Regions from separate parts of the Homo sapiens genome. Here region 1 is linked to region 2. The links are chromatin loops, found by intact Hi-C in ENCODE. Cell type or tissue: PC-9. All regions are shown on one strand. Links, peaks and the distances in the headings refer to the core of each region. The heading gives the core; the rest is flanking DNA.

Evidence for each region. Hi-C counts contacts between places; a loop is a spot of excess contacts. Peaks named below come from ENCODE experiments on the same cell type or tissue, not always from the same donor. Only the 100,000 strongest peaks of a DNase experiment are listed, where the experiment ranks them.
Region 1: it touches region 2 in a loop (10-fold over the local background); 4 of 110 quality-filtered maps call a loop at or near these places.

Annotation. Positions count from the first base shown.
Region 1 is chr6:106,906,745-106,918,690 of GRCh38, forward strand. No RefSeq gene overlaps it. Among named protein-coding and RNA genes, the nearest start is that of CD24, 62 kb to the right of the region's middle. RefSeq lists an enhancer at 7,021-7,090. In PC-9, for the core only: no CTCF peak of the experiment used is centred there; DNase peaks (open chromatin) are centred at 6,487 and 7,107; H3K4me3 peaks cover 420 bases; H3K27ac peaks cover 3,249 bases.
Region 2 is chr6:106,792,358-106,804,303 of GRCh38, forward strand. No RefSeq gene overlaps it. Among named protein-coding and RNA genes, the nearest start is that of LINC02532, 11 kb to the left of the region's middle. RefSeq lists enhancers at 6,677-6,971, 11,918-11,946. In PC-9, for the core only: no CTCF peak of the experiment used is centred there; DNase peaks (open chromatin) are centred at 6,104 and 6,934; H3K4me3 peaks cover 1,359 bases; H3K27ac peaks cover 3,534 bases.

The sequences.
Region 1 (11,946 bases), core at 2,564-10,563, 110 kb after region 2:
GGAGAAATGTTTACCTCTGCACTCTCAAGGTAAGAACAAGCAATGTTTACCCCTTTCACCGTGAATCAGGAACAAATGTACCTAATGCTGCAGTTACAGGGCCTCACCAGGAGCCGAAACCCAGCCCTGAAAATGAGCACGGTGAGAACTGTGAGAAAGAGGGATCAATAAGCTCTGTGGCTGGGTGGTCTGTGAGGGGGGCGCTGCACACATAAGAAAATTGAGCTTTTCTCAGCTTTGAACTTAAAATACCTGAAGGGAACGACGATAGAACACAGGATACATTTCACTGAGTGGCCCTACAAACAGCGCAGTTAATTCTGCTTGCTTGTGTTTTGTGTGCTGTGTGTGTGTGTGTGTGTGTGTGTGTGTGTGTGTGTGTGTGTGTTTTATGTATGAAAGTATAAGCCAGGTGTGTTGGCTCACATCTGTAATCCAAGCACTTTGGGAGGTTGAGGTGGGAGGATCACTTGAGCCCAGGAGTTTGAGACCAGCCTGAGCAACACATAAGGAGACCCCATCTCTACAATAAATAAATAAATAAAATTAGCCAGGTATGGTGGTGCACGCCTGTGGTCCCAGCTACTCAGGAGGCTGAGGTGGGAGGATTGCTTGAACCCGGGAGGCAGAGGCTGCAGTGGGCTGTGATCGTGCCACTGCACTCCAGCCTTGGTGACAGAGCAAGACCCTGTCTCCATAAAAAAAAGTATGAGTGTGCATATATAATACATATATATTATATATTTGTAGAAGAAAATTGCTATTTTTCAAGATAATCAAATGTTGTGAATTGAATTATGGCCACCCCCGCCCCACACACCAAAAACATTTATGTGTTGAACTTCTAACCCTGTGTTCCTCAGAATGTGACCTGATTTAGAGATGGTATCCTTACAAAGGTAAGAAGTTAAAACAAGGTCATCAGAGCAGGCCCAAATCCAATATGACCAATTTCCTTATAAAAAGATGATATTTAGACTCTGGCATACATAGAGGAAAGATGACGTGAGGAGACACAGGGAGAAGGTGGCCATGCACACACTAAGGACAGAGGCCTGGAACAGATCCTTCCCTCACAGCCCACAGAAGGAACAAGCCCTGCCAACACCTTGATCTCAGGCTTCTACCTCCAGAACACTGAGACAACACATTTCTGTTATGGAAGCCACCCAGTCACAGCACTTTGTTATGACAGCCCTAGGAAACTGATAGATCAAGAAAAGTACATTCCACTGTGTAGTTAATACTCTAATCCCGCCTCAGCTTACTTCATAGCTATTTCAAAACTCACTTTGACCTGATCTTTCAGGTTATGTAGCAATGGGCCATGGTGGGCACTGCCAAAGCCCCAAATACTGATTTCAGTGTTCAGCATGTTACAAAAGGCTGTCATTCACCAGGAGAGCTTCTTCGCATTACCTATGGCTGCCTTCACTCATCCTCCATTTCCCTTTCAACCAGGACTTTCACTCAAAACTTGGAAAAACTTATCAATGCCTCCAACATCCCCCACCCCCTACCCCATCCCTCCTCCCCAAGTCTCCCTTGAAGAATATGCTTGACGAGTGATTCCTTTTGGCAAAACCAGATTACTCTTTTTCTCAATTCTCCCTGAACCATAAATTCATGCCTTTAGGGGTGGGCCTTCCACAGCCCATTCCACAGCAGATTTATTGCCCACTCCAGCTTCCTTTTGCACTACTTAATCTGCTGTATTTTAATTGGGTAATAAAACTCTGTGTGCCACCCAGAAAAATTCCAGAGCAAGCAATCATCAGGGACGTCTCTCAGCAGCCAATTTCTAATTATTTATTCAAGCCCAAAGCCTAATTCCACCCCTGAGTGTGGTGGTTCTGAGCTGCTGCACTCCCTGTGTAGAGCCAGAGCCAGAGCGTGGTGGGGGTGAGTGGCCAACACTGGAGCGCATCCCTGGACAGGAGACTCTCTGAGGCAGGAAGGTGTGAATGTATGGGAGGAGCTCTTCTCTGTGATTAGGCAAATAGGAGGAGTGCCTTGGGGCTTTCCCTTGTCAGGCCCCATGTTACTCAGAAATGAGACTGCCACAATTAATAAGGGAGTGTCCTCCACTAGGTCATGCTTTAGAAAAAAAAGAGACTAGCCAGCTACCAGCTACCAGGACAACTGGATAGGCATCTGTTCCATTTCATTCCATTCATTTAGATGGAATTTACACAAGATAAATTTACGCAGGATAAATACCATCTAAATAAAAACATTATTAAAAAATTAGTATATTAAAATGTTAGGATAGGATGGGCACAATGGCTCACGCCTGTAATCCCAGTCCTTTGGGAGGCCGAGGCAGGAGGATCACTTGAAGCCAAGAGATCAAGACCAGCCTGGGCAATATGGCGAGACCCCATCTCTACAAAAAAAAAATTATTTTTAATTAACACCTACGGTCCCAGGAACTCTTGAGACTTAGGCAGGAGGACCACTTGAACTCAGGAGGTCAAGGCTGCAGTGAGCCATGATCACAACACTGCACTCCAGCCTAGGTGACAGGGCAAGACCCTGTCTCAAAAAAAAAAAAAAGATTAGGTCTTTCTAACTACAAAATCCAAAAATCTTTCTAACTACAGCACAAAACCCTAAAATCTTAAAAGAAAAGATTAACAAATTTAACTATATAAAAAAATTAGAAATTCTAGGCCAGGCATAGTGGCTCATGCCTGTAATCCCAGCACTTTGGGAGGCCAAGACAGGCGGATCACTTGAGGTCAGGAATTCAAGACCAGCCTGCCCAACATGGTGAAATCCCCTTTCTACTAAAAATATAAAAATTAGTCAGGCGTGGCGGCGTGCACCTGTAATCCCAGCTACTCGGGAGGCTAAGGCAAGAGAATTGCTTGAACCTGGGAGGCAGAGGTTGCAGTGAGCCAAGATAGCGCCACTGCACTCCAGCTTAGGCGACAGAGTGAGACTCTGTCTCCAAAAATAAAAAATAAATAAATAAATAAAAATAAAAATTTAAAAATTCTAAAACATGCATTCTCCCCCCCCAAAAAATTATGAACAAAGTAAGAAGATAAATGACAGATTGGCAAAAATCAAATCAATAAGAAATATTAACAACCCAATAGAAAAATGTACAGACATTTAAAAAGGGGTTTATTAAAGAGAAACAATGACTAGCTCTTTAAAAATTTTTAAAAGCCCATTATAAGAAAATGAAAATTAAAATTACAAGGAAATAGCATTTTTCACTTATCTGCAAAAACTCAATCTCATACATTGTTGGTGGGAGTATAAATTGGTTCAATTTCTGTGAGGAGCAATTTAGCACTATCCAAGGTACAAATATATATGTCCTTTGATCCTAGGAATATGTATTCTAGATATGCTCACACATGGGAAATAACACATTGCATAGGGTTATTTATGAGACAGTGTCCAGAATAGCCAGATTGGGAAAACCTTAAATGTCTATCAAAAGGGAACTGATTTGATCAACTGTAGTAAATACTTACAATGAAAGAATCTTTAGCTGCAATAAAAGAATAAACAGAGTCTTAAAGAATCAGTACAAGAAATCATGCATACAAATACCAAAACACATAACATCCACGTGGGTAAGGCAGACAGCCACATATGTAGAAAAAGTGAGGGAGAATTAAATATGTCTTTATGAATTACTTATTCATAAAAAAATCTAAAAGGACAAACAAGAAAGAAAGAATATAGAACTGGATCTAAAATAGTTGTTAACAAAAAAGAAAAAAGAAAGAACAGTAGTTACTTGTTGGGGATAGGAACTAAATGATGATGGATAGGTGGCAGAGAATCTTTTTGTTTTATGGCCTTTTGTACTTTTTGATGTTTGAACTATGTGAATATGTTACTTATTCAAAAAACTAAATTTCTGTGAAGAATTTCATAGATAGGGTGAGAAAGACGGAGAGAACTCAGAGACTGATCATATACGTAGTGTGGTTTCCTGGCAACCAAACCTCACCGAACCTCATTCCCTCCCTCCAGAGCCTATCGTGGTGATGATAGCCACAGGAGGTGGGGGTGGAGAGAGGAGAAGTGGGAAAGTGGGGGTACAGATTTAACCTGACCCCACCATCCGTGTAGTTCTGCTTTTAATACTACTGTCAAATGGAATTATACACACAACATTATTGTCAAAGGAAATTAAACACAAAACACTGTGTTTGTAAGTATGAAAGTTTATGGTTAAATGAATATTTTGCAACTCTGTTTTGTCATTTTCTATGTGTAAAAATATACCAGTAGCCTAAAATAAAGGAAGCAGCCTTTTATTTAATGGCCTCTTTGGATTCCTAAGAAAACCTACCCATGGATCTTTTGTCACATTTCCCTTTGTTCTTAAAACTTCCTCCTGAGTGTTGACTCTAGCCAAATTTCTCCAGAACACAAATATGACATGGGGCACTCACAGAAGCCTCTCCAGGAACTGCACTCCCCTAGGAGGCCCCGTCCCTCTAGTTGCAGCTCAGGGAAGTAAACAAGGCCAGATGCTGCTGCTTGCCCAAGGTATCCGTGCTGCTTCTTAGTGATTCAATATTCAACAGCTATTTGGTGCAGCACTGCTTGGTAGGTATTTTAACACACTGTCAACTGAAGAATCATGAGGTTGATAAATTTGGAAAGGAGAACTTTATTTCTCATAAAGGGTTGCAGTTTGCAAGGTAGCCGTTCTAACAGGCTGGGAAGTGTAGCTTCTGGTCAGAAGCCAGAAACAGCACTTCAAGGGAGGAGTAAAGGGAACAGGAATTTATGCTGAGCAGCGTGACCGAATATACATATTGAATAAACTTTAAGACGAGTCATGAATAGTTACAAAAGGAGAAACACAACCCTGTGTAATTGAACTTTATGCTCTTCATGGATCCAAGGATGGAGTTTTGGGCCTTCTAATGTCAAAAGGCGAAGCAGAGGACATGAAGGTATTCAGTGCACATCATCTGTAGACTGGCCAGGACCACTCCACAGGCAGTGGTCTCTTATCAGGAAGGCAGGCTTATCAGTGTGTCAAAACCACAAAAAGGGAGGGGCAGTGTCAGGGAGTTGTTTGATATCCACAGTGGAGTCTTTCAAAAGGGTTGGTTTCTGTTTAATCTTTAGGGAAGAAAGACTAATGGCAGTTATCAAGGGAGGGGGTATAATGAGGCATGTCTGACCTGTCAGACCTCCCATCCCATCATGGCCAGGAACTCAGGTTTCAAGGTTTCTTTGCAGTCCCCTTGGCCAAGATGGGATTCATTCAGTTACTTGGGGGGGGGTGGGGGTGGGGCTTAGGTTTTATTTTTCTCAGTATTGAGAATTTTACCCATAGGGCTTTCTGAGGCAAAGCTTCCCATTTTGGTTCCATTGTTAAATGAAAGGTAAGAGATAGGAATTTGTCAGCAAAGAAAGGAAATTTGATGTCTTTTAAAAACAAAACATGGCATGAAGAAAGAATAACAAAATCAGAATTCCTCTGGAAATTCACTCCCATTGGCATATATACTGTTTATTTAGGGTGTTGCACAACATAAAGAGGATTTAGCACCTGGCAGGAAAGACTGAGTGTTCCAAAGATGGAGTAAACATAAGATCCTATAAAGAATTGCTAGTGAAAGACTCCATCTGCTTTCTTTGGCTGGAGTGACTGGTCACAAGGCAATTTTGAAGATGATTTTGAGTAGAAGAAGCCATATCCATGCACTGTTTGGTTTGGGGAGGGAGACCCAGGCCAGGGAAGAGGGGTTCAGCAAGTTCCAGGAGGTGAGGGCAGAAGCCCAGGAACTACACCATTCCACCCATGGCTCTGAAAACTTGGTAGAAGAAGCCCTCCATACTAACATGCACGAAGGCCCCAGCTCGCCTGCCCCAGCAATGCCAGCATCACCCTCCCTGCCCACCCGCTCTCTCACCTCGGCACTCTTACCAGGTTCTAGCACTGCTGCCTTGATGACTGCAGAGCTTCCAGCGGCCATCACAACAAAACCACAATCATTTTGCACCTAAGATGTAGAGCCTTGACCTTGGGGAGTCACAGAGATTACATTAAGAGATACAGAATGCAAGGAAATGCCCACTGGGGTTTAATCCTCTTGGGCTGCTCAAGTCCTGAGGTCTTCATAAAAGCAAGTTACTATGAAGATGGGAGGCAGCCACTGTCTGGCCTTGATTGTCCTCATGGGCCTCTGGAGTGGAAGATGAACCTTTAAAGGGGCTAAGTGCACACCATGAGGAAGAGAGTTTTAAGTGTTATACTGTGGGAGGAAAAGGCTGAACAGAAATTCAAAAGGCTCGTCTAAGTGCCATATTGAAAGAAAGTGAGAAAGCATAAGTCAGGGACCAGGAACAAGTAAGGCCTTGGGAACTTTCTGGAATCTTTTTAATTTCCTCATGTTTGCTTCTTCTATTATCTTCCTAGTATACTTTCCAGTAACACAACCTTTTCAAAATGCCTAAAGCAAAAAGGATCTGTGTGTTTGCTTTGGGAACAACAGTTAATCATGGGCTGGGGCAGCCTGAAAGAAGAAGGAAAACCTGAGGAACAGGGTGAGTCAGGAAGCTTTGGACAGGACACATAGTTGTCATAGAAGGAAGGAGAAGCAGCTGGGCCTGTTAGGTGACCCAGAAACTTAGTAATAAGGGAGTGGTTTCTCTGAAGTTTTTATTTTTATGCCCTTCTACAGTTTTGTATATTTCTATATAACCTATTTTTTGTTTATAATCTACTTTATTCCATAAAATATTTAAGTAGTCTATAGGATATAAGAAATATATTCAATAAAATATAAAGTCAAAAAAATGCAAAATGTTTTAAAAGGTTATGACCAGGAGAAAATTAGAACACGTGTTTGCATAAGGCCGTACTCTGTCACTAAACAGAGGCTCAGATTTGTCTCTGAACTTCCAGGCGCCTGAGACAGAACAGAAATCAGATACGTTACCCGAATCTCATTGTTCACTAGAAGACAAACAAACAATTGCTGAGGTAAAGTAAAAGATACTTATAGGACCTCACAGAGTGGTTGAAAAAAAAAAGTGACACCTCCACATTATCATCAAGAGGAAAGTTCACAAAGTTGTCTCTTACATGCTAAGAGGATGACTCAAGATGTAACTCAGAGTTTCTGTGGGAACTCTCCCCTCCTCACCTAACTAGAAAGCGGCAGAGCCAGATTTGGAACACAGGTCCTGTGACCTCAGCTCCTGTTTGCTTTGTACCTCCTTTCACCTAGCTGTTTCCTACTTCTCTTGCAGTCTCAATTTAAACTTCACTTCCTGAAAAAGACCTCTCTGGCCCTGGGCTGGACTAGGCCCCTGTTAGGTTCTCAGCACCCTGGGCCTTCTCTATCTTTCACACATCACATTCTTTGTTCTCATTTGTTTGATGTCTGTCTTTACCAACAGAATGAAAGCTCATGACAGGAGGGACCATCTGGTCATCTTTTTTTTTTTTTTGAGTCTCGCCCTGTCACCAGGCTGGAGTGCAGTAGCACGATCTCAACTCACTGCAACCTCCACCTCCTGGGTTCAAGCGATTCTCCTGCCTCAGCCTCCTGAGTAGCTGGGACTACAGGCATGCGCCACCACACCCAGCTAATTTTTTGTATTTTTAGTAGAGATGGGGTTTCACCATGTTGGCCAGGATGGTCTCGATCTCCTGATCTTGTGATCCGTCCACCTCAGCCTCCCAAAGTGCTAGGATTACAGTCATGAGTCACAGCGCCCGGCCTTTTTTATTTTATTTTATTTTGTTGAGACGGAGCTTCACTCTTGTTGCCCAGGCTGGAATGCAATGGTGCGATCTTGGCTCACTGCAACCTCCACCTCCCGGACTCAAGCGATTCTCCTGCCTCAGCCTCCTGAGTAGCTGGGATTACAAGCACCTGCCACCACATCGGGCTAATTTTTTGTATTTTTAGTAGGGATGTGGTTTCACCACGTTGACCATGGCTGGTCTCAAACTCCTGACCTCAGGTAGTCTGACTGCCTCGGCCTCCCAAAGTGCTGGGATTACAGGTGTGAGCCACTGTGCTTGGCCCATCTGGTCATCTTAATAGATGCTGACGTCCAGGTGCGGTGGCTCACGCCTGTAATTCCAGCACTCTCAGAGGCCAAGGCAGGAGGATCGTTGAACCCAGGAGTCCAAGGCCACCCTGGCAACATAGAGAGACCCTGTCTCTTAAAATATATATGTATTTATGTATTTATATATATATATATATGTATTTATGTATTTATATATATATATATATATATAAAAAGAAAAAATAGATGCTGAAAAAGCATTTACAAAATTCAACACCCATTCATGATGAAATCTCTCAGCAAACTAGGACTAGAAATAAACTTCCTCAACTTGACAAAGAACATCTGAGAAAAACTTATCATTAATATTAATATCATAGTTAATGGTGAAAGACTAAATGTTTTCTCCTGAAGGTCAGCAAGAATGTCCGTTCTAACCACTTCTATTCAACATTGTACCAGAGTTCCTAGCCTGTGAAATAAGGCAAGAAAAAAGAAATAAAAGGCACCCAGATTGAAAAGAAAAAAAATAACACTGCCTTTATCACAGATAACATGATTATCAATGTAGAACGTCTTGAGATTGATTTTTTAAAATCTGTGCCTATTAGTAAATAAAACAAATATGAAAGACAAAAGGTTAATTCATAAAAATTAACTGTATTTCTATAGAACAGTAATGAACAATTTGAAAATGAGTTAAGAAACAATAGAGTAAAATAACCTCAAAAATGTGAAATACTTATGGATACATTTAACAAAATGTATATGCAAGACATATAAACTGAAAACTTCAAAACATTTCCTTGAGAAATTAAGAATGATCTAAACATATGGAGAGACATTCCTTGTTCATGGATTGGAAGACTCAATATTGTGAAGATATCAATTCCTCCCAAATGGATCTATAGATTCAAAATAATCCCAAATAAAATTCCAGAAAATTTTTTGTAGAACTTGACAAGCTAATTTTAAAACTTATATGGAAATACAAACGACATAGAATAGGCAAACAATTTTGAAAAAGAATAGTCAGAGGACTTATACACGACCTGATTTCAAGATTTATTATAGGCCAGGAACAGTGGCTCATGCCTGTAATCCCAGCATTTTGGAAGGTCAAGGCAGGAAGATCACTTGAGCTCAGGAGTTTGAGTCCAGCCTGGGCAAGAGAGTGAGACCCTGTCTCAAATAAAGAGAAAGAAATAGAACCACAGATAATGCATGTGGTTAACTGACTTTCAACAAAGATGCCAGTTTAATTCAATGGAGAAAGAATAATCTTGTCAATAAGTGGTATTAGAATAATTGGATGATTCTTTGGGAAAAAAGAAACCTGGACTTTCACCTCAAACCATATAAAAAAAAATAACTAAAATAGATCATAGACCAAAATGTAAAAGCTACAACTATAAAACAACTGGAAGAAAACAGAGGATAAAGTCTGTGTTCTGGCTGGGCGTGGTGGCTCATGCCTATAATCTCAGCACTTTGGGAGGCTGAGGCGGGTGGATCACGAGGTCAGGAGATCGAGACCATCCTGGCTAACACGGTGAAACCCTGTCTCTACTAAAAATACAAAAAAAAAAAAAAAATTAACTGAGCGTGATGGCGGGCGCCTTAGTCCCAGCTACTTGGGAGGCTGAGGCAGGAGAATGGCGTGAACCCAGGAGGCGGAGCTTGCAGTGAGCCAAGATTGCACCACTGTACTCCAGCCTGGGCGACAGAGTGAGACTCCATCTCAAAAAAAAAAAAATTTGTGTTCTTGGTGACACAAAAGTACTCAGTGTGTACTCAGCGGATGGCATTATCTGAGCCAGTGGGGAGAACACTCAGTCTTCTCTGAGTCCCTTTCATTTTTCTTCTACTTGTAAAATAGAATCTGACAGTTCTTCCTCATACTTGCCTCCTTCTCTTTCCTTTTCCACACTCTCTCTCGGAGTGAAAAACAAATGGTAACACAAAAGAAAAGGGCAGGGAGAACAATTGTCCTGAGGCAGGAGGTAAATGTCCAGTTCTTTTCCTCCTGCCTCACTCTTTGATACTAATTTCATAAAGGAGTATTTGGGAGTGTGGGTGGGAAATGAAGGTCCTGTGTGATCATTAGGGCATGTACTAAGTTCTTAAAATGATACTAAATTCAACATTTGCATAATATGACTGTGATGGTTACTTTTATATATCATCTTTCTGGCCACTGGATTCCCAGATGTTTGGTTAAACATTATTCTGGGTGTCTGTGAGGGTGTTTCTGGATGGCATCCACATTTGAATTAGTAAAATGAATAAAACGAATTGCCCTTATCAACATGGGTGGGCCTCATCCAACCTGTTGAAAGCCTAAATAGAACAAAAGGCACAGTAAGGGAGAGTTCATTCTCTCTACCTGATGATCTTTAAGCTGGGACATTGATCCTCTTTTGCCTTCAGACTTGCACTCAGACTGGAACTTACAACATCTGCTCTCTTAGTTCTCAGGCCTTCGGACCCAGGCTAGAACTATACCATTGTTTCTGCTGGGCCTCCACCTTGTGACCACAGATCTTCGGGATTTCTTAGCCTCCATAATCACCTGAGCCAGTTCCTTAATTCTTTATAATAAATATCTTTTTATACAATACATATATATGATATGTATAAATAGAATATATATAATATGTGATATGTATATATGGAATATATATTATAGGTATATTATATATAATATATGTATATAATAGATAATATATTATATATGACTATATAATATATGCATATAATGTGTTATATATGAATATATTATATGTGATATATGAATATATTATATATTATATATGAATATACATTATATAGACAGAATATAGAATATACCATATATTCTATATATGCATATATTCTATATATACATATGGAAAACTAGAGTTGGAAAACTCTAATACAAGGACTCAAATGTATACAAATCAAATCAACTCCAAACAGGACTAAGTGTAAGCATATTTTGTTCCAGGCTTTGTAATTCTCCATACAGAGCTGTGGGACTTGGTTCTGCTTTGATCTCTTACCCCTAATCTTTAGCAAAATGTTGAACGAGAAACTGGAGGTGTCTGAATGAGCTGCACATTCATCCCCATCTCCCTCATCTGTCATAAATCCATTCCATCAACTCCCCACAGCATAAAATCCTCATAACAGTTAATCCTCTTCAGCCCAAAGAGAACCTCATGAGCCATATGTAAAATACAGTCTCATTTTGTTTTTCTTCTCCCTGTTTAATTATTCACTTCATTTAGTTTTATTTTTCTCTTTCTCATTGGGCAAAGACAACTTTGTATTTGGGTAAATTAGTCTGAGGTCTAATGATAAAGGAAAAACATTTCTCTTTGACATTTATTACTATGATGAAAATTCCCAAATGTGCCCCAACCCATTAATATTTATTTCTTATTACAAATAAGCTCAGATCTTTTCTCTCATTAAGCACCTAAGATAATCCCATTTTCCTGCCAAAATAATTCCTGTTGGTTTTCTGTTTAAGCCATTGCGGAGAGAAGCAGCTGCCAGTGTCAAAAGGAAACAGGTGGCCTTGGGAACATGCTTGCTCAGAGGAGTCGGTGTGTGTGTTTCCAAGGAAACTCTATTGCATTACACTTGGCTGCTGCATGTTGTACATTTTCACATGTTTTATGTTTTTGTTTTTGTTTTTCCCCAGAATGTCCTTTCCTACCATTCCAGACTCCATCACAGCTGACTCCAGTCCATGGCATCGTTCTTCCAACCTGGAAGTGCCTCCTGAGGTTTTTCCTAATGGATCACTTTTCCTAATGGGAACCACTAATCGCTTTCCTTTCCAGCACTACGTTTTGACAACCAAATGAAAGCAGTGTCCATGGGATGTGAAAATATTTCTTTTCAGAGGCCTCTAAGCCACTGCATCTGGCACATCTGACCTGC
Region 2 (11,946 bases), core at 2,087-10,086:
AACAGATGAAATAGCCAACCTAAGCTCTCAGGAAAGAAGTCCTCAGGTTTGTAGGTTCATAATTTAATTCAAAATAAAAGTTTTACTGAGTCTAGCTTTGGTCAAAAATATTTGATTGTCTAAAGAAGGTAATTACCTTCTCTTAGTCACCTACCATCTAACATAAGATGTGTTCATGGTAATTAACCTGTATCTCAGTATTTAAGTTACAGAATAGCAAAGGGGAAATGTGACTTGGCTACAGGAGGATTAACATCACCCAAAGATAGATAGAGAGACTTAAAACCTCTTTGCAGAAGAGAATATCATGTTTTAGGCAGTGCAAGGAGAGTTGCATCATGTTAGGCAAAAGCATAATGTTGCTATTGTCTTTATTGGGAAGTTAAACATGGTTAAAAGAAGTGCGTGTGAATGCCAAGTTTACAAGGAATAGACTGTGGTGGCTTTGTACCATGACAACTGAGCTTAACAAAACCTGTGTTTTCAAGAATTCCCTTCCCTGTGTAGTTCTAGGTTATGGTTGGCGACAAGACATATTTTCCATCAGACTTGGAAGGTGGGCATGGAGCAGTGGCCATATTTCCTATGCCCTGAATGTAGCAGCAGGGCAGCAGGTGCTGTGGCAGCTGGCAAACGTTGTCACTGATGTGGTGTGTGTGCCCAGACCCACAGCTCCTCCAGCTCCTGCCAGATCTCCTCCATCTGTTTCTCTGAGTCCTGGGCCAGGTGATAGTGCAGCTCCATGGCGAAGGGCTCCAGCTTCTCCAGCAGGTCATGCAGAATTGAGGCTGGAGTGGATGGGAGAGGGATACCTGGTTCCAGTTGGTCTGTCTTCGTGGTTTCTAATTATCTTCGTGGGTTCCATTTCGTCTTTGTGGTGTCGTGTTTGTCCTTCTTCTTATCCACACCCAGCTCCCATTCCAACTGTCTCTCTATCTGACCCATAGGACTTCAGGTCAACAGTAGACACCACAGGGGCAATGATGGGCATAGATCGCCTCCCCCCAGCTCCCTCATGGCAAAACTAGGACTCTGCCATCCATTATTCTATATCACTTACACTGGTTCTGCATCTTTGATCAAACCCTGAATGATACAGAATTATGTAGTGATTACTTCTCAGAGGCACTATAACCAACTGAATTTTGTATTTGTTGATTGAACAGAAGATCAAGTTTTAACTGCATATTGATTGAAGGGGTGAATGATGAGTAAGAAATTAAAATACCCTTTGGGGGTGCACAGAAATATATATTCTCTGCCCTGGAAAACAAATCCTAGGTGACTTTGACCTTCAATTCTTACACTCAAATATCCTGCCTATTCTTCAAATAGGAAGCATCTTTGTAAATGTCTAAGCATTTATTTATTCAACCAACTATGCATTGTTTACCTCTCTGTCCTATGCATTACCCCACAACTGGACTCCAACACACTGAGGATGGTTCAAGAAAATTGCTGAGGCATTTTCCTTCCTCCCTCCAGAGCCTTGATCCCAATCTCCTTTCACTTTTATTTTATTTCCCAAACTCCAGACTCTAAGTTCTGAAGACCTGACTCAAATCCCTGCCTTTGGGCCCCCTGGATTTCACATCTACCCATATACACCCTGGCATTTGATCCTTTGTCCTCCTTGTGGACTCTGGCTTCACTTGATCCTTCAGGCCCTGTCACCTCCCTTGATCTTGGCTGGACCTTGCAGCCCCAGCTCCTACCAAAGTCACCGCCTGCGTTTGACTACCTGGATGGTGCTTCCCAGTGAGAAAGAGAATAGGTGACATCCAGACACCACTCTCTAGAGCCTGCAACCTGGTGGGGGAAGTGAGTTATACACAGAATACAAAATAAGCATCGAAGAAGTCTGGAAAAAAGCATAATCCCTTTAACCCAAACTAAGGTCATCAGGGGAGTCTTCCTGGATTAGGTGACCTTTGGAGGGACTGGTAAAAATGTAACATAACCCTAGCTATATATAACCCCAGCTATATATAACCCCAGGAGATGAGTTGGGAAAGTAGGAGGGGGAAATGCTAGGGATAATGGAGAAAGCCAAAGAATTGGAGCATGAGGCCTTGCACAGACAAAATTCAGTTATATCGTTAAAAGAGTGCAGAGAAAACATTAGGAAATACAGATAAATTTCTATCTCCTGTCCAAAAAGAAGTAGGGAAACTATAACCACCACAAATAAGCCTCCAGTTTATCCATGACTTAAGACTTGTCATTCACAAACCGCTTGCTGGGGTGACAAACATCTGAACAGTGAATGAGAGGATGAAAGGAAAAACTGGATGATCATGAAATGTTAGTAAGTTGCCCCGAAATTAAGAGCATACCATTTCCACAAGGCTGGGAGAGAAGTCCCAACTCTGAGGCTTTGGCAGCTCAGGGAAGCAGAACACCTCTCTGGGACTCCACGAATGTTCTTGGCGACTGAGCTGTGAACATTGCCCAAGAATACATTTTTGAAAGTCATAAATAATACAACTTCTCGAGTTAAACACACAGAGAAAAAATGACTGAAGATATGTCTGTTATAGATAAACATGCTGCCACATCTTTTTGACAGCTTATGGCATTGGAGATTCTTCTAATAAAAAATTCAATTTGAAAGGCCACCAGCAAAATCACTGTTCCCTCTAAAAGACAATTCTAACTACATTTCTACAAGACAAGCGTAGGCTTCTTAGGATTCTCTGGACAGGAGGATGGAACAAACCTGAAATATTTGGGGTTGTTTGTTTGTTTTTGAGATGGAGTCTTGCTCTGTCGCCCGGGCTGGAGTGCAGTGGCACGATCTCCGCTCACTGTAACCTCCGCCTCCCAGGTTCAAGCGACTCTCCTGCCTCAGCCTCCCAAGTAGCTGGGATTACAGGCATGTGCCACCATGCCTGGCTAATTTTTGTATTTTTGGTAGAGACAGGGTTTTGCCATGTTGGCCAGGCTGGTCTCAAACTCCTGACCTCAGGTGATCCACCTGCCTCAGCCTCCCAAAGTGCTGGGATTGCAGGCATGAGCCACCATGCCGAGCCCCCAAACCTGAAATATTTTGAAGCTCATCTAATAGATATTAGCTAGCCAATACAATTAGAATATATTCCACATGTCCTCATTATTTAAACAAACTCCAATTGGAAAATTTCTCATTCATGGTAATAAAACAGTTCCTCTTGGATTCATCAGGTTAATTAAGTGACCCCTGAGGTGAACTGTGTCTAGACTTATTGTAGACCCATCCAAATTACTGTGATCTACTGCAGGATAGCCAAATCCTGATGCCATGAAATATAATATTGTACCTCTGAATGGGGCGAAGTAGAAAGCCTCAGAAAAGCGGGGACACAGGAATATTTCTGGGGTATAACCTGTATAAAGGCAGGATCCAAATAGTTCAGTCTCAAGATGGTAGTCAAGGAATACAGCCTGACACAAGAAGGAATTTCAAAGACTCAAATTATTTATTTTGAGATTCTGGGAAACCACAAAGAGAAGGCAAACATAGAGCATACAGCAACACTTATGAATTTCCCTTTCTTCTGCACCCATTTCACTCATATGTGCTGCATTTGTTCTGAGGTGTCCCTCATCACAATTTCCCGAAGGCTTTCTCTAGGCTGAGCTCCGCACTTGCATTTTCCTCTCTTTACTTCCTCTCTTATGTCTATCCTTTGACTATAGTCGTTGATATTGCCTCTCTCCCCGTGATTAAAAAGGGAATAAAAACACGTCCTCTTTGGGAGAGGAAAGAAGGGAGGAAATTTGGCAGACCATTATAGCGTGAGTTTTTGGTTATCTGGGAAAGGGAGGAAGCCAGCAGACATTCCCATCTTTATTCCATTTAGCTCCCTCTCTGCCAGACAGTGATAAGGGAACTTAATTTACACCAAAACCAGGGATAGGGAGCCCAATTCAGAGGCTCAAATGAATATACGGCCACACATTCCTAAAAAAACAAAAATAAAAAAAACAACAACTCACCTTTCAACCATCTTTTGTTGGTTGACGTATGATTTCCTTATCGTAAGAGAGTAAGTATGAGTTATTAAACAGGACATTTTTTGTTATTTTTTGTTAGTTTGTCTTTTTGGGACAGAGTTTCACTCTTGTTGCCCGGGCTGGAGTGCAATGGCGCAATCTTGGCTCACTGCAACCTCCACCTCCCGGCGGAGGGTTCAAGCGATTCTCCTGCCTCAGCCTCCAGAGTAGCTAGGATTACAGGCGCCCAGCACCATGGCGCACTAATTTTTTTTGTATTTTTAGTAGAGACGGGGTTTCACCATGTTGACCAGGCTAGTCTCGAACTCCTGACCTCAGATGATCCACCCGCATTGGCCTCCCAAAGTGCTGGGATTACAGGCGTGAGCCACTGTGCCCAGCAACAGCACATTTTAAAGTTAAGATGAGGCAACATAAAACTTGAATTAATAAATGTGACAAACAAAAATAACAATAAAATAATAAATTATAAATCCCAACATGAATACAATTATATTTCTTAATTTTGACAGTGTGAACAATAGACTTAGTGTTAGATCATTTGCAGCACGGTCAGATAGAAGAATTTTTTCCCTCATGTAAAGACTACACCCTAACTCAGGCATGGGAAAACATCATCTCATATAAGCCTCATAAACCCCAACTAAGCCAGCTCTTAGGGCCACACCAGTGTTCCAACATCTGTAAAGCCAGTTTTCATCTAAGTTTAATTTTAAAAAGCCAAAATGTTGAGTAAAATATTGTTCTTGTACATCCACTCTGGGGTGGGTTTTTAGTGTCCTGACCTAGAATGTAGCTGGGATGGAGCAGGACTGCTTGAGGAAAGAGGGTTGCTGGGCTCACCTTTTCAGTTTGGCAGAAGCATTGAAACTGGTGGGGGAAAGAGGCCTGGTAAGGAACTGGGGTTTGGAGCCCCTTCAAATTACTCAAAGCCAAAAAGGCGCACAGAGAGAGAAGAGCAAGAACCTAACAGCCTGAAGTGGCATTTCTGGCATGTGTTCAGGCAGCTTTTTTCGTCTGTGTTTCCATAAAGACCTCTCTTGCATAAAGCTCATCCAGGCCTCTGTGAACTGGTTGAGCCAGGGCAAGATGCACAGTCTCTGGGACTGTGAGTGTGAGTAAACAAGATTCTCCCCTTACCCCACAAGCCTACCCCTGCCCCAAAACAATTCAGCACAGAGGTATACTTCAAAGGCCCACAGCTCTCCCCAGCAAACAGACAAAGCTCTGCAGCCTTCAGATAGAGACTTCATCCTCAAGCCAGACAAAGACTTCATCCTGGTGGGAAACTGATGAGAAGAAGAAATGGCAATAGTAATGTGTATACACATACGCACACACAGGTTACAGGTACAGGACTCTAAAATTGCAGTGTGAAGTCTCCTGATACAAGCCACATTCTCTGGTCATCTGTTTATCCAAACAGAGTTCTACACTAGGGTCAAGAGAGTCTTTTTAAAAATTATAGGGTACTGTGCTTTGCTAAATGGCATCATGGAATGAAGACAACACTGGTGATGCTACTAATTATGCAGCTTGAGAAAGCTGCTCACCTGTGCAGAGCTTGAGTTTCCTCATATGAAAATTGGAGATGATAAAACCTACCTTGTAGGATTTTTATGAATATTAAATAAAATAACATGTAAAAACAACTGGCCAGAAATGGTAACAAGCAAGAGTAGAATTTGGGAAAAGGGTTTGCTTGATTCTAACAGATGTTCTCCAAAGGTGCAAAATGAGGTTGTTGAGAAAGGTGGTGTGTGGCTGGTTGATGCGAGGCTTTGAGTCCGCCTGCCTGTGAAGTTTGATTTTGAAATCTCAGCCTCTTAGAAGCCTCTGTAAGGGGATGGGTGGTCACAAAGCCACATCTTATAGTGTGGTCTGCAAGGATGCCTATAAAACACTCAAAGCTTATTGAAAATTCCCCTGCAGATCTCCTCGTCTGAATTCCTCCCCACCCCACACCAATGAGCCACTACACATTCAAGGAAAACAAAGAGACAACTCTAAAGCCCTAAGGAGCGGCCCAGCTAGGCCAGTAGTTTTCCCCAGAGGGAAAATGTGCTTCCAGACACACTCAGCTGAAACTGACTAGAAACTGGACTGTGTTGACTGAACAAGTTGAGAAAGATTTGCCTCTGGCTTTAATAAATTACGACATCAGCTTTTGGCATTTAAAATATTCAACTGTTTACCTTAAAAAGTCTCTTGCGGCCGGACACCGTGGCTCATGCCCGTAATCCCAGCACTTTGGGAGCCCGAAGTGAGTGGATCACCTGAGTTCAGGAGTTTGAGACCAGCCAACATAGTGAAACCCCATCTCTACTAAAAATACAAAAATTAGCCAGGTGTGGTGGCGGGCGCCTGTAATCCCAGCTATTTGGGAAGCTGAGACAGGAGAATCACTTAAACCCGGGAGACAGAGGTTGCGGTGAGCCGAGATTGCGCCGCTGCACTCCAGCCTGGCTGACAAGAGCGAAACTCCAAAAAAAAAAAAAAAAAGTCTCTTGACATTAATTTCTTTTCTGGTTTGAATAAAATAGCCTTTTTCCAGGTTGTATTAATTTGCAATAAAAGTGTTCTGACCCTGTATTTTTCTTGTCTGTAAAATGGACTGAGACGCTATTAAGGTTCCTTTGGGCTCCGAGAACTATAGGACTTGGGGACAAACAAACCAGGTGGCTGATTCTACTGACGGCTTCACTGTCACCTGTGGTTTCTGCTCCTTCAAAGGAGTGAGGATTAGCTGCTATTTAGACACAGGAATGCAGGTCTTTGATTATTTGGGTGTCTGTTTTCACAGGCGTTGGACCTGACCCTGCAGCCTGGGAACCCTGACCGGACCTCTCCTCTGATTTGAAAGTACGCAGGCCTGGCTGACACCAGACACCACAGAGGTGTGGCCCCCACCAGACACAGCTACCATTAAACCCCATCTTGTTGCTCACTGGGTGTGTGGCCTTGGTTAACCACAAACCCGCCTAGATGCCTCACTGGCAGGCCAGCTGAAAGCCATCATTTCTTATCCAGCCCCTTAGGGACAGGATTAGAAGAGTTACCTAAAATGTAAGATGTTGCATTCCTAAAGCCCTGGCTGTAACCCAGGGGGACTCCAGGCAAGACGGCTGATCCCAGCGACTTCACTCCTAAATGAAACCAAAGTCACCTAGTATCCTTGAGTGGCATGACATGGAGAATGGCAAGTGAAACCAGAGCCTTCTTGGCAGTTAACTGAGGTGCTCTGAGAAGGTGGCAAAGGAAGAAAGCCTTGGCTTTATTTAAAGGGGCAATTAAAGTTCAGGAAGGAAAGGAAGTGTTGTTATTCTTAATTTTTCACACTCTCCCTGACCCCAACCACCATTCCACAAATAGCCCAGGATTTCATTTGCTGCCAGCAGAAGTATATAGATATCTCTGGAAAGCTATGAATGATTTACAAGCTGGGTCAATAATTAAGTTATCCGGGGATGTGTAGACATAACCAGTCTTAACTCTTTAAATCTCAGAAGACTTGCTCCCCAGCCTGGCAAGAGAATAATGGTTAGAAACCAAACAAAATCTCCATACAGATTTGAAATGCTTTGAGCTAGTAAAATGTTTCAATCCATTATTTGGGAAAGGCTGATGAGCAGATTGTGTTTCTCATCTTGGTCTGTGATTATTTCTAGGACAAAAGAAACATATTAAGTTGGTACAGAAGTAATTGCCATCTTTGCCATTGCTCTTAATGCAAAAACCACATTTACTTTTGCACCAACCTAATAGTTTGTGGATTCAAGTACCCAAACTCTCAGCTTCGATTCCAGCTCACTCCGGAAGGCCAGGTGATTTTGAGAGGGGCCACTCCCTGGAACTGGCCGTCCTCCCTCAAAGACCTCCTCGTGAAGATTTTAATCAATGATGGATCCAGATCCTTCCAAAGGGAAAAAGCATCATTCACGTGGGGGAGGGGAGTTTGTTTGAGAGCAGCCCCTTTGTTGGCTGATCTGTGGGAGGAACAGCCCAGTGGTCTATGCTAGTTAAGGGGTCAAAGCTAAAACTCCTGAAAGAGTTAGCAAGATGAGACTGCATATGTGCAAACTGGAGAAATTCTGAGAAGAAAGTCGCCCAGGGCTTAAGAAGGGCTTTCATGTGGGGCAGGGCTGGACCTGAGCCTGGAAGGACTGGCGGGTGAGGAGCAGGACACCTCAGAGACAGGCATCATTCCGGGCACAAACCTGTGCTGAGTCCTACCTTCCATGTCCAGACATGTACCTGTGCTGCAGGTACATGAGCCAGAGAGGATTGAGCCTCTTATGGGCCGAATTATGTCTCCTCAAAATTCATATGTTGAAGCCCAAATCACCCAGTACCTCAGAATGTGACTGCATTTGGAGATAAGGCCTTTAAAGAGGCAGTGAAATTAAAATGAGGCCTTTAGTGTCGGCCCTAACCCAATCTAACTGGTGTGATCATAAGAGGAGATTTGGAGACACAAAGAGACACCAGAGAAAAGGCCACCTGCAAGCCAAAGAGAGAGACCTCAGGAGAAGCCAAACGTGCTTCTTGAGCCTTTGATCTGAGACTACCCACCTCCAGAACTGCAAGAAAATTAATTTCTACTGTTAAAGCCCCCTGGTCTGTGGAATTTGTCATGGTGGCCTTAAGCAGATTCATACAGCGTCCTTGCCCTCCGAGGGCTCCAGTGTGTTGAGGAGGCCAGACAATAAACAAAATCCTATGAAACCCATACATTCATGACAGCTGTGCAGGGCACTAGGAAGGACAAGGAAAAGGTGCTTTGAGAGTATCTGAAGAACAAAACCGGGGTGAGGAAACACCCCTGGGCCTGGAATTCCCGCCTCAAGGAGAGGAGAGCAGGGAAGGCAGGCTGACCCAAGCCACCACTGAAGAGATGGGAAGTGAATGACAATGGGAACACCAGATTGCAGAGCGCCTGGAAACAAGCAGGAGTATTCTTGCTGGATCTCCAAGGCAATGTGAAGCTATTTTAGATTTCCAAGTGGAGGAACGGCCCAAGGAGAGCAATGCTTTAGGGAGCTCTTTCTTACAAGCATGTGCAGAAGGAGCGCAGGCCTCAAGGCACAGGAAGAGGGGGTGCGGGTGAGAGGGCTGGATCGAGATGCCAGCAAGCGGGCAAAGCGGGGGAGGAGCTGCATGCAAAAAGCATTTTGAAGAAGAAAATGACAGGTCTTGGTGATTGATGGGAAACTCTTTTAAAATTGTCTTGTCCCTGAAGCAGCCCTTCAAGGCTGTGGCTGACGTATAGGAAGGCCCCTGGTAGACCCCTCTCCAGAGTGAGGTGGTTGCCATGGCACCCAGATGCGAGCAAGGGGGATAAAGACCAAATGGCACATTCATTTCATACCCTTCCTTTACCATCCCTTTGTGGGATACCAGTGAGACCCACAAAGCTTCCCGAATCTGCACGATGAATATCATCAGAAGGCATTTGATTACAGCTCTGAGACTCAGTAAGAAAGTAACACCTGGGTAACGTCCATAAAGCAATCTTGCAGATTTCTCTGTGAGGGGCTTCTAACTTCTGGCTGCCTTTCAGCTATTCACAGCTGGGGGGAAGTGGAGGGGACAAGGGGACGTGGGTAAAAGAACTTCTCATACTAGCCTGTGAAGGGATGTTAATGTCTGACTGACAGGAGTAGGACAGTGGTTGCTTGATCCAGCCCTCCTGCCTTCTGCTGGGAAGGAAACAAAAATATGGAAAACCCGGGGGGCTAAAGTTCCAGAGCGCCTGCTGTCAGCTGAAGCCCATGGCCTCACAGAAGCAACCAGATAGAGGAAGCTGTGAATAGATCCTGCCCCGTCAGGTGCTGGATGAAGCTTGTTTCCAGTGTGAAGGAAAGGGGACCTGGTCAGGAAACCATGGTTTCATGAGCCAGACTTTACAACTGCAGGCAGCTGCCAAGGCCAGAGCTCACGGTGAGTGGCAGACAGAAGAATACCAGCCCTTCATCTCATAGTGCTCCGCCAGGCTCATTTTCCATCCATCAGCAGCCGAGGGTTAACGTGGAGATCAGATTAGAGGCACTGCTCTCTAAGAGACCTACATTTGAAGCACTAGGCAAAAACTGATATAAGCACATGTGGAAATAAAACACAGGGTAAAAGAGTCCAGCAAAAAATCCTGGCATGGCAGCTGACTCTGACTGCACAGGACACAGTACACTGACACTCTCTGAGGAGAAGAGTATCTTTAAAGAGTAGACTATTTAAGTAAATTATTTGTGCATGGCTGGTAGAATTCATTATTGTATTATTATTTTTTTTTTAAGACAGGGTCTTGCTCTATTGCCCAGGCTGGAGTGCAGTGGTGCAATCACGGCTCACTGCAGCCTTGACTTCCCAGGCTCAAGCAATCCTCTCACCTCAGCCTCCCGAGTAACTGGGACAAGTGTGTACCACCACACCCTCCTAATTTTTGGTATTTTTTGTAGAGACAGGGTTTCATCATGTTGCCCACTCGAGCCCATCTCAAACTCCTGGGCTCAAGTGATCCACCCACCTTAGCCTCCCAAAGTGCTGGGATTATAGACATAAGCCACCACACCTGGCGCCATTATATTATTATTTTTTTAAAGTCTCTTTTAGAACTGTAAGACTTCAAGATGCTCCATTTGCTCTGGATTGAAAAGCTGATAAATGTTATTTTGTAATCAAAATGTGGTCTGAGGACCAGCTGCATTGGCACCTCCCAGGAGCCTGATACAATTTCAGAATCTCAGACCCAAATCCAGACCTGCTGAATCAGAATCTGCACTTTAACGAGATCCCTGGAAGCTCTGCACAAACATTAAAGTCTAAAAAGCACTGCCTTGGAGCAGGTTAGGCAAAAAGAAGAGCTGAGAAGGGTTGGGTAGCTAAGATCTGGCTTAGCAATACTATAGCCAGATCAGTGCCCACTTCTACTCACTAGGCAATGGCCCCTGTGGCCACAGTGAGAGGGTTTAGATAGTAATGCAGGGTGCAGAGGAAGAGGGCCAGGCTTCTGCTGCATGACCGAAAGAACCCAGGTGCCCCTCCCACTTAGGTGCTCTTATACATTCTCAGCCTTTATCTTTACAAGCCCAAGGCCCATATGAGTCTAGATTATGCAAAATAAGTCTAAGCAATGTAAAAAAAAAAAATGATTTTTTTTTTCCAATTAGCAAAGGGTAATGAGCACTTTCCAGAAATTGTGCTTGGTAGGATATGTCACATAAGTAAATTTTCTTTTGTTTATTTTTCCAAAAAGGCTGCACCAGAACTATCCAAGATAATTACTTTGCCTTCAGTCTGGTTGAGCAGCAGCTGTTTATGGTACCTATGACTTCCTCTGTAAGATCAGTGAGATGTAATACAACAACAAAGGGATTTTGAGTAGACAAACCTGTGCTTGAATCCTGGTTTGGATTATTTCCTGAAATTCAGATAGTAAACTCTAAAATGCTGAATGAATTTACAATTAATTATTCATTATTGAGTGGAAATATAGCAGCATGGCTTAGCCTGGCTTGACTAATAGCACCATTATTATGTCAAGGAGACTAAAGCTTTGAGAGATATAGCTCAATGTCATACAACTAGAAAGTGGCAGAGCCCAGACTGGTAGGTGCCAGGTCTATTGGCCTCAAGAGCCCAGAAGACAGTTAAACCTGATACCATTGCTTCCATGGGCCCAAGGCCTTACTCCCTTCCAGTGCCTTCAACTCTGCTGCATAACTGATGTTCTCACAGTTTAAGACAGAATTGCAAGTGAGCCAGATTTACAAAGGCAGTCATCTTACTACCTTCATTTATCTTACTACCCTTCTGACTTCAAAAGTCATTGCTAATATTCTAAATCGTGGCCTGCTCAGTCTTTGCTCTCCTTTGCTTCTAAATAATTTTGTTGTTTCATCCTCAAAAAATCTAACTCTTCATGTCAACAAGAAAAATCTCAAAATGAGATGG